Linked DNA regions of Homo sapiens: all the other regions are linked to region 3. A link is a contact called in ENCODE Hi-C or POLR2A ChIA-PET data. All regions are on one chromosome and are shown on one strand. Each heading gives the region's core, a stretch centred on a gene start or an enhancer-like site at or near the end of the contact. The rest is flanking DNA. Distances are from core to core; before and after follow the strand shown. Region 1 has its middle 320 kb from the start of TBX3. Region 2 overlaps LOC102723639 (a long non-coding RNA gene). Region 3 has its middle 14 kb from the start of TBX3-AS1.

Evidence for each region. Hi-C counts contacts between places; a loop is a spot of excess contacts on that map. ChIA-PET counts read pairs that join two places held with the same protein, here RNA polymerase II (POLR2A). Pooled maps may share reads with other maps.
Region 1: a loop to region 3 is called in a pooled map, with 2.7 times the contacts of the local background. The contact joins two enhancer-like sites. A Hi-C loop is called at or near these places in 1 of 50 pooled maps. POLR2A ChIA-PET finds 5 or more read pairs at or near these places in 2 of 52 experiments (A549 and AG04450).
Region 2: a map of Right ventricle myocardium inferior shows a loop between it and region 3 (2.2-fold over the local background). The contact joins two enhancer-like sites. A Hi-C loop is called at or near these places in 1 of 168 maps with a recorded cell type or tissue (Right ventricle myocardium inferior) and 1 of 50 pooled maps. POLR2A ChIA-PET finds 5 or more read pairs at or near these places in 1 of 52 experiments (HepG2).

Annotation. Positions count from the first base shown.
Region 1 is chr12:114,998,754-115,001,453 of GRCh38, forward strand. No RefSeq gene overlaps it. Among named protein-coding and RNA genes, the nearest start is that of TBX3, 320 kb to the left of the region's middle. Within about 2 kb of position 1,443, at least 3 of the 41 ENCODE cell types and tissues checked have a DNase peak (open chromatin) inside an H3K27ac peak, as active enhancers do.
Region 2 is chr12:115,102,657-115,105,356 of GRCh38, forward strand. It overlaps LOC102723639 (a long non-coding RNA gene), which reads left to right. Exons shown (of 8, transcript XR_007063588.1): 7 at 1,570-1,730; 8 at 2,213-2,582. Among named protein-coding and RNA genes, the nearest start is that of TBX3, 420 kb to the left of the region's middle. Within about 2 kb of position 1,340, at least 3 of the 41 ENCODE cell types and tissues checked have a DNase peak (open chromatin) inside an H3K27ac peak, as active enhancers do.
Region 3 is chr12:114,667,404-114,670,103 of GRCh38, forward strand. No RefSeq gene overlaps it. Among named protein-coding and RNA genes, the nearest start is that of TBX3-AS1, 14 kb to the right of the region's middle. Within about 2 kb of position 1,313, at least 16 of the 41 ENCODE cell types and tissues checked have a DNase peak (open chromatin) inside an H3K27ac peak, as active enhancers do.

The DNA of each region.
Region 1 (2,700 bases), core at 193-2,692, 330 kb after region 3:
TCTCCAGAGTTGGGGGAGCTCACAACGCCTCTCTTGTTTGTCTAGGGAGTCCTGAAAAAGAGAATAACATTTTGATGCTGAACGGCAGAGGCAGGGAAGAGTTAAAGTAGAAAAGTTCCTCAAAGGGGCAGCAACCAATGAGTCTGCTGCCATCCTGGCTGAGTCTTGCTGTCCCTTTGCCATGGCTTTAGGTTTATGGAAAAAAAATAGGCTCTTTAGAGAGGAAGAGAGGAAGTCTGTTTTCCTACAGCTCAGCTGAAAATCTCATCGTTCTGTGGAATTCTTTTCCCCCTTTAATGTGCACAGTTTTGGGATGAATTTTGCTCCTCTGTCAGTTTCCTCTGGATGTTTTATTGTAGGGAGGACTTATGGACTCTGCAACCAAACATAAATGGCCAAGTCCTAATTCTGTAGTTCCTTGGTTCTAGCAGCATGTGCCTCGAAAGGTGCCTGGCATGCAGTAGGTGCCCCACAAACATTTGCTGGATGAATTGCCGCCTGGGGACCCCAGGGTAGTCATAATATTCTGGAAGATCTGTCTTTTCACTCCTCTTGTTTGCAGAAGAAAAAAGTGTCAATCTGTCTTTCTGCATTGGCAGGTCTGTCAGGGTAGAAATACATCAGGGTTCTAGATAATTCATGTTTGAGGAACATCTGCTAGATATGTCATTCCAGTGGCATTTTACAGGTCAGTTCCTTGAAATATTTAAAAAAACCAGGAGACAAGCACATCACACCCATTTTTCGCTCCCACAAGAACAGGCTATGAAATGATTCTACTTTGACCCCTAATTCATTTCCGTGGGGATTCTGCTTATTAGTTGCTGCAAGTCTCATGTGTCTGGCAGAGATGTGTCTGTCTTCTTGTTGGCTAATGGTTTTGTCATTAGCCTGATGAATAGACTTGATCTAACATTCTTCAACTCCAGAGTAGGACGGACTCTTCCCCTCACCACCCTGCTGACCCTGTCAGTTTACAGCACAGAAATCTTCCAGTTGGGTTTTGTAAGGAGGCAGATTAAACAGAAAAAGTGTTTCTTCTTCCCTGGCCAAGTCATTTTGGATTGAGAGCGTACAAAAGTTGCTTTGTAGTTTGAGAACTGCTCATAAAAGTAAATTTCTTTTTTGATGCAATGATTAGAATTGCTTTGCTAGAAGAAAGTTACATATAACTGGTTACTTACTAGCATATCTTGTATATTATAATAACCTCAGGCACATGATAGGCATATTTATTAAATGAATAGTCATTATGTAAATGGAAAAAGATAAATAAGACCAAAGGGTGACAGATATTCAACAAATATTTGATGAATAAAGAAGTTAACAGATAAAATAAATGAATGAAAGTAGTTCCCAGGATGAAAGAAACATGAAGTCACTGCGACTGGAATGTGCTAGAGAATTGCAGGGTGTCTGTCAGCAGATAATGGTGCCCTTGCTTTTCTTCCCACAATTCGCAGGGGAGGTTTCTCTGCACCTGCCTTTGTCCAAGGTGACTCATTTCTTCCGGCCACAATTGTTTGACCAGAAATGGCATCTAGCCCCAGGGGACAAATAAAAAATATCTTCCCCAAGAAGACAGAACTGAAGCTTAGATGAAGATTCTGTGTTGCAGGGACAGTAATATGCTCATGTGACTACTACAGGAAGCCATCTTTCGCTTGCCAATGAGATAAGGAAGAAGGAAAAGATAATCTGCCATGAGGAAGAAGAATAAAATAATAGAAAAGAGGGAGAGAGAAAGAGAGAGGGAGGGAGGGAGGGAGAGAGGGAGAGAGAAAGAGAGAGAGAGAGAGAAAGATTGAATCAGGAAAGAGAAATGGGCCGCACCCTGTTGCTAATGTCTGTAATCCCAGCACTTTGGGAGGCTGAGGTGGGTGAATCACCTCAGATCAGGAGTTCAAGACCAGCCTGGTAAACATGGTAAAACCTGGTCTCTACTAAAAATACAAAAATTAGTGAGGTGTGGTGGTGCATGCCCGCTTAAACCTGGGAGGCGGAGGTTGCAGTGAGCCAAGATCGCGCCACTGCACTCCAGACTAGGTGACAGAGTGAGATTCCGTCTCAAAAAAAAAAAAAAAAAAAAAAAAGGGTGGGGGGAGAGGGAGAGAAAGGGAGATAGAGAAATGTCTAGATACCTGAGATTCTTCTAGTTCCCAGATATAACCCCAAATCTTTATAATTTCTTCAACATTTTCCCTGAAGTTAGCATACATTGATTTATGTCATTACAAACACTCTTTTTTTTTTGAGTCAGGGTCTCACTCTGTTGCCCAGGCTGGAGTGCAGTGGCACGTTCTCAGCTCACTGCAACCTCTGCCTCCCAGGTTCAAGTGATTCTCCTGCCTCAACCACCCAAGTAGGTGAGTTTACAGGCATGTGCCACCACACCCAGCTAATTGTTGTAGTTTTAGCAGAGACGGGGTTTACCATGTTGGCCGGGCTGGTCTCTTAACTCCCGGTCTCAAGTGTTCCATCTCAGCCTCCCAAAGTGCTGGTATTATAGGCGTGAACCACTGCACCTGACCCCCCAAACACTCTTAACATATGTGCCCAGAGATGAGACATTGTAGCCTTCATGGTCTTTGTCCATTCAAAGGCAAAGACTGGAACTCTCAAGCAGCCTTGCTAATACTTCCAGTTCCCTTCCTACTTCTTAAGGTCCTAGGTTGTAATGAGTATTTTTTTTTCTTTTTA
Region 2 (2,700 bases), core at 90-2,589, 440 kb after region 3:
TGAATCCAAGGGTGTCTCTCCAGATGGACCGTGGGTGTGGAGCTGAGCAACTACTCTGTCATTGATCATCCCCTGTGGTCCAGATGCTTCCCCAGAGGGTTGATTAGTGGGTGAGTGGGAGGTGCCCTCGGGGGTCTTATCAGCTGTGTCTGCAGAAGAGGCCAGAAGAGGAGGGTGAGGGTGGGATACAGCTCAGCCGTACTCTTTGAGGCTTCTGGCCTCTGTTTTCAGGCATGGACTCTTTATAATCCCTGTCAGATGTAGACAGGGAGGGCTGCTATAGTAGAACCTCTAAATCAAGGATAACAAAAGTCGACTGTCTATTGCACTTTTTCTAAATACGAATGCACTGTGCTAACCATATGCTACCTTGCTAAAGCCTTTCTGCAACTCCGTGATGGGGGTTCTATCTCATACTCACTTTCTGCACTGGGTAAGCTAAGGCTCAGAGAGGTCAAGTCACTTTCCCAAAGCCAGTTTTGTCAGCTGCAAACTCAGACTTTTATCCATTAGGCCGTTAATACAATCCTCTTTCCTTCCAACTCTGCCACTTGGGAGCTGTGATCTTAGACAAGGGACGTAACCCCTGCATGTCTTGGTTTATTGGACTGTATTATGAAATGAAGAAAATACTTCTTAGGGTTGTCAAAAGGATTAACATGAATTAATGTATGTCCAAGGTTCATGGCAATACCTGGCTTGCCACAGTAATGCAGTTGTGAGTTATTTGAATTATGATTATAGTTTTTTCTTTGGTGTGTGTTGGTGGCTTGTATTTTTCCATTTTGCAAATGACCTTTTCATAGATTTTCTTCACTAGATTTGTGTTTTGCTAAGGGTCTTTTTTGAAGACTGGACAAACTATGTGTTTTCCCTAAGGGGAAAAAAAGGGAAATGGTTGTACTCACCACTATGCCCCCACATGCATGTGGGATGGAAATTGACCACAAGGTCTGCAACCAATGTGACTTTTAACTTTCTGTAGCCTTCAATGTCAAGGCAGAACTTCAGGGTGGTGCCCTTCAGAGAATGTCAGTGTGGTGGCCTCCAAGCTGGGAGACCAGCAGAAAGACACCAGGGAGAACACCAAACCAAGAGCTCACGCAAGAGTTAAATGGAGTCCCCTCCCAAAGAGACCACCCAGAAACACATCGGCTTCACCGAAGAGATCCAAGTTCTTCCAAGAGAAGATCCATCTCCCTTTTGCAACTGAAGTGACCTGAACTCCTTAGGGGCCTCTTCCCTGTCTGACTTCCTGCTTGGGACTTCTCCAAACCTTCTCTCCTTAAACCCTGGCTGACTAGCTCCCTCTTTTCAATATCCGTTCCCTCCATACCCCCCTGCCCTTGGCCCTGCCCCAGATCCTGGCAACATCCTGTTCTTCCCCTGAACTAAACTCCCTCTCCAGCTTCCCAGTGTGATAGGAATCTTAAATAAATGCTTCCTGTCTCTTGACCACCTTATCTCCCATTCCTCCCGAATGGCTGACGTTCAAGAACCACAAGCAGTGTTGCACTCCCTTCTAATTTTAAACCTGCCCTCTGAGGCTCTCTCTTCTTCCTTCTTAAGGTTCCGGGAAAGGCCAGGCGGGTGTCAGAGGTCTTTGTCAACCCGCTGAGTCAGCAGAGGCAGAAGGCATTCTTCTTAAGTTCCCAGGGAGAGACTGGAGCTAAAGATCCTGGGTGACGCCACGTTGCAGTGCCTGCCCCAGAGAGAACTGCATGGACCAGGTACTTGGTGCAACTTTCTTATATTCATGAAGGACCATGAGAATGATTAAGGTGGGAATAAACCCAAACATGTCTATGAAGTAATAAGCTAGGAAAATTTGTACATGCACACACACACACACGAGTTGTCCTTTGTAAAGTGTACATGTCCAATATTCAGTCTTTTATTAACAAAATGTTGATTTCTACATTCACAGTCCTTGGAAGATTGGGTTCCAGGGATGTCATGTGACCCTCTCAGGCCCAGACAATCAGAGTGTTGCTGGCCAGTGATTGGATCTGAATGAGCATGTGTCTCAAGTCTGACCAATTGGAGTCAACAGAGACTCAACACTGAGTTTTTTCTTTGAGCCCTTGAGAGGGGGGTTATGTGCTATCAGGTGGTTGCAGCTAAGAGCATAAGAAGTCAGCTGACTTGATGGTGGTGAGGATTTCCTGGGTGTATGCTTATCCCAAACTGTGTCTATTTAAAATATACACAGGTTTTTATTATGTCGATCATGCTTCAATAAGGTGGTTTTTTAAAAAAGTCTGCTGAAAGCTGGAAGCGGCCACTTCAACATCACCCTCAGAATGGAGCATACTCAAGGGGAAGCCAAGCTGGAGTACAGAACAAGGAAAAGACTTGGTCTCATCTGAATCCATGAACGCAGCTCTGTCTGAAAGTGATTCTTCTGGAATTTTCAATGACTGGAGTCCGTAAAGTCCCTTCGTCTTAGTTTTTTGATCATTCATAATCACACACAAACACACACACACCCCACCCACACTCATACAAACATACACAATGAGGTGTGGATAAAATGAATAATCTATACTTGTACTGAAAATATATTAGTACATGCCTGGCACGGTGGCTCATGCCTGTAATCCCAGCACTTTGGGAGGTCGAGGGGGGCAGATCACGAGGTCAGGAGATCGAGACCATCCTGGCTAACACAGTAAAACCCCGTCTCTACTAAAAATACAA
Region 3 (2,700 bases), core at 63-2,562:
AGCCGCAAGGTCGTGACCCCTGCCTCTGCCCGAGCGCGCCCTTCGGCCCCTGCAATTAGCGCCGGGAGGTCAGCAGGAACCCGGACGCCTTCACCCGCGGCTCAAAGCACAGCAAAAGGCGACCCCATCCCCTCCCCTCCGCGGGTCTCAGACTCCAGGGCGCAGCCAGGACTGGAGCCGACCTTCCCGACAGGCAGGGGTTGGAGGCCTCTGACCGGCACCCGCATTTGTCACCTTAAATCTACAAGTCACGAAGGTGCTGGGCCCTGCAGGCTGCGGTAGCTGACCCTCGTAGGGACTGCTGCTCCCGCGAGTCATGGCCTTTGTCCTTGTAGACGCGGCCAGGTTAAAAAACAAAAACTTCCAAAGTTGTGGAGTAAAAAAGAGAGCATCCTGGTACTGGCAAGTTGTCCCCAGGGCAGAATTTGAGGTGTGTATGTTGGGGAAGGAGGTATCCTTTCTCTATCGACCCATCGCGAATTCAGGTTATCCCCCGCCAGGCGGGGTCCAGAACAAGGGTCTAGAGATTTCTACAAGCAGCAAGGAACTTGTCCAGAGAATTACGAGCCAGGGTTCCCGCACTGAATTTTCTAACATTCTTTGGAAACCCAGAGGAGGGCAGGGCTGTTTTTCTCATCTGAGGCACAAACGGGAGTGAAAGTGATATCCAGGAAAGAGGGGAAGGCAGCTTCTTCCGAGGCTGAGAATGGGGCTGGGGACGGAGGAGGAGGGGAGTGGGGCTGGGAGTGGTGGGGATGAGAAGGGGCGAAGGCGAAGCGCCCAAGTTCCGGAACCCGGGAGGCGCTGGGGTGCCGAGCCAGCTGCGGCGACCTGGACGCATTCGTAGACGAGACAGATAGGTGGCACTCGAAGCCCAGAAAAAAGGCGAAGGCGCCTGCCCTGAGTGGCCTCTGGGGCGGCCGCAGCCACCATAAAGCCTGCGGCGAGATTGCGACCGGCGCCAGGTGAGTAATAGGCAGCAAAATCCAGAGAGACTGCGAGCCGTTCATCCCCTCCACCCCCCGCCCATCAGCGCTACAGGAGTTACTCATTAACATCACAATATACAAATGAGATACACAGGAGATTAAAAAAAAAAAAAAAAAAAAAAGAGGAACGCCAGTAAGAGAGGCTGGACACAAGTCTGAGCAGGGTCCCCAAATCGGGGGCGGGGGGAGAGAAGGGAGGAGGTAAGCAAATTTGGACTGAGAAAGAAGAGAAAAGCAAAGCATTTCTTCCCTTTTGGAGGCTGAGTTCTTTTTTCCCCAATTCGGGAGAGCGCAACCAGCCAACTACCACCTTCTCAGAGGCGCGGACACCGCGCGTTGTCGCTGGATCCAGAGCTGCCCCCTTCAGGCTGTAGCCGCTGCGCAGAAGGAGCGCGCCCTGGAAATCTCCCAGTCCTCGGGGGAGCCCCAGCCTCAAAGGTCCCCAGGGCCCGTCTCAGCTCAGGCCCTGCCACCCCCGCAGCGCACCCCGCCCCTCCCCCCCCCCGCGACTCCGCACCAACATACTCTGGTTGTCTGTCTTCCCTCCCACCCCCGGAGACATCGCAGAGGAGGCTGTAGGGGTCCCCACGTGCCTGGCCAGAGATGGAAGGGGCTTTGCCCCGCTCTCCAAAAGGTCTCGACCTCGATCCCTTCCAAGTACAGGATGAGGGAAGGGAGGGGGCGTCCTCCTCTCCGGTCATTCAAGAGGCCTGAAGGTGACAGGGACTTGGGGCCGGGCTGGCGGGCTCCAGGGGGTGGCGGGTGGGGGGTGGGGAGGGAGGCAGCCGCCAGGCAGGCTCCAGCTGGGTCTTCACGTCATGGCCCCCAGGGCAAGAAAAGGGCTAAGGACTAACCCTCGAACCTTCCCGTGCCGCCCCCGCCCCCCAACAGACACACACCTCGGAGGCGAGGCTGGGGGTCGGGAGACCAAAAGACTGACAGTGCCTCATCATTTTTTATTGAATGTTTCAAAGATAAATTGAACTTCAAAAGGCAACTCCCCGAACAGCCTGGAGACGGGTTTGAAGGGGAGACTAGGGGAGGATGTCAGCCTCCTGGGTGACTTTTGCCGTGGAGGGGGTGAAATGTGCACCCTGGAATTACCTTTCCCCTTTCGGGGATAATTTCCCTCCTCCCTCGCGTGACACAGCTAAGTTTTCGCGGAGCTGGCCGCGCTTTGCACGCACAACTCGGGATGGATGGGGCCTCGTAGGGGCGCCTTGGGCCAGCCGGGTTCAATTTGAGGCACCAGGGACTGCAGGCTGTGTGGGGGGTTGCCGAGTGGAAAGGCGTTGCGTCTTGTCCACTTCTACAACCTGGAGGGTTGCTGCCTAGCCAAGCCCGCTCGGACTGCTGGGGCATTCTGCTGGCCTTTTCCCCGAGCCAAACACACTGGTGCAAGAAGGTATTTTCGACTTGGATTCGCCAGATTGATGTCAAAACTGAGGGCGAGCTTAAAACGAAAAACATTCGTACTTGCCGAGCTTACTTTTGGTCGGATTCGGGTGGGAAAACCTGACTTAGGGAGCACATCAGTCTTTTTCCATTAAAACTTAAAAGTATCTGAAATTACCCTTCTTTCTGTATTCTCATCAGGCCCCTTTCCGTCTCCCTGCTTTGCTCCCTAATTTAAAGGAAAAGTAATTTCAGATTGAAGTGGCTCCCTTCGCTCAAGTAAGGGACTTTTGTTTTTAGCTTTGTAACTTGAGTG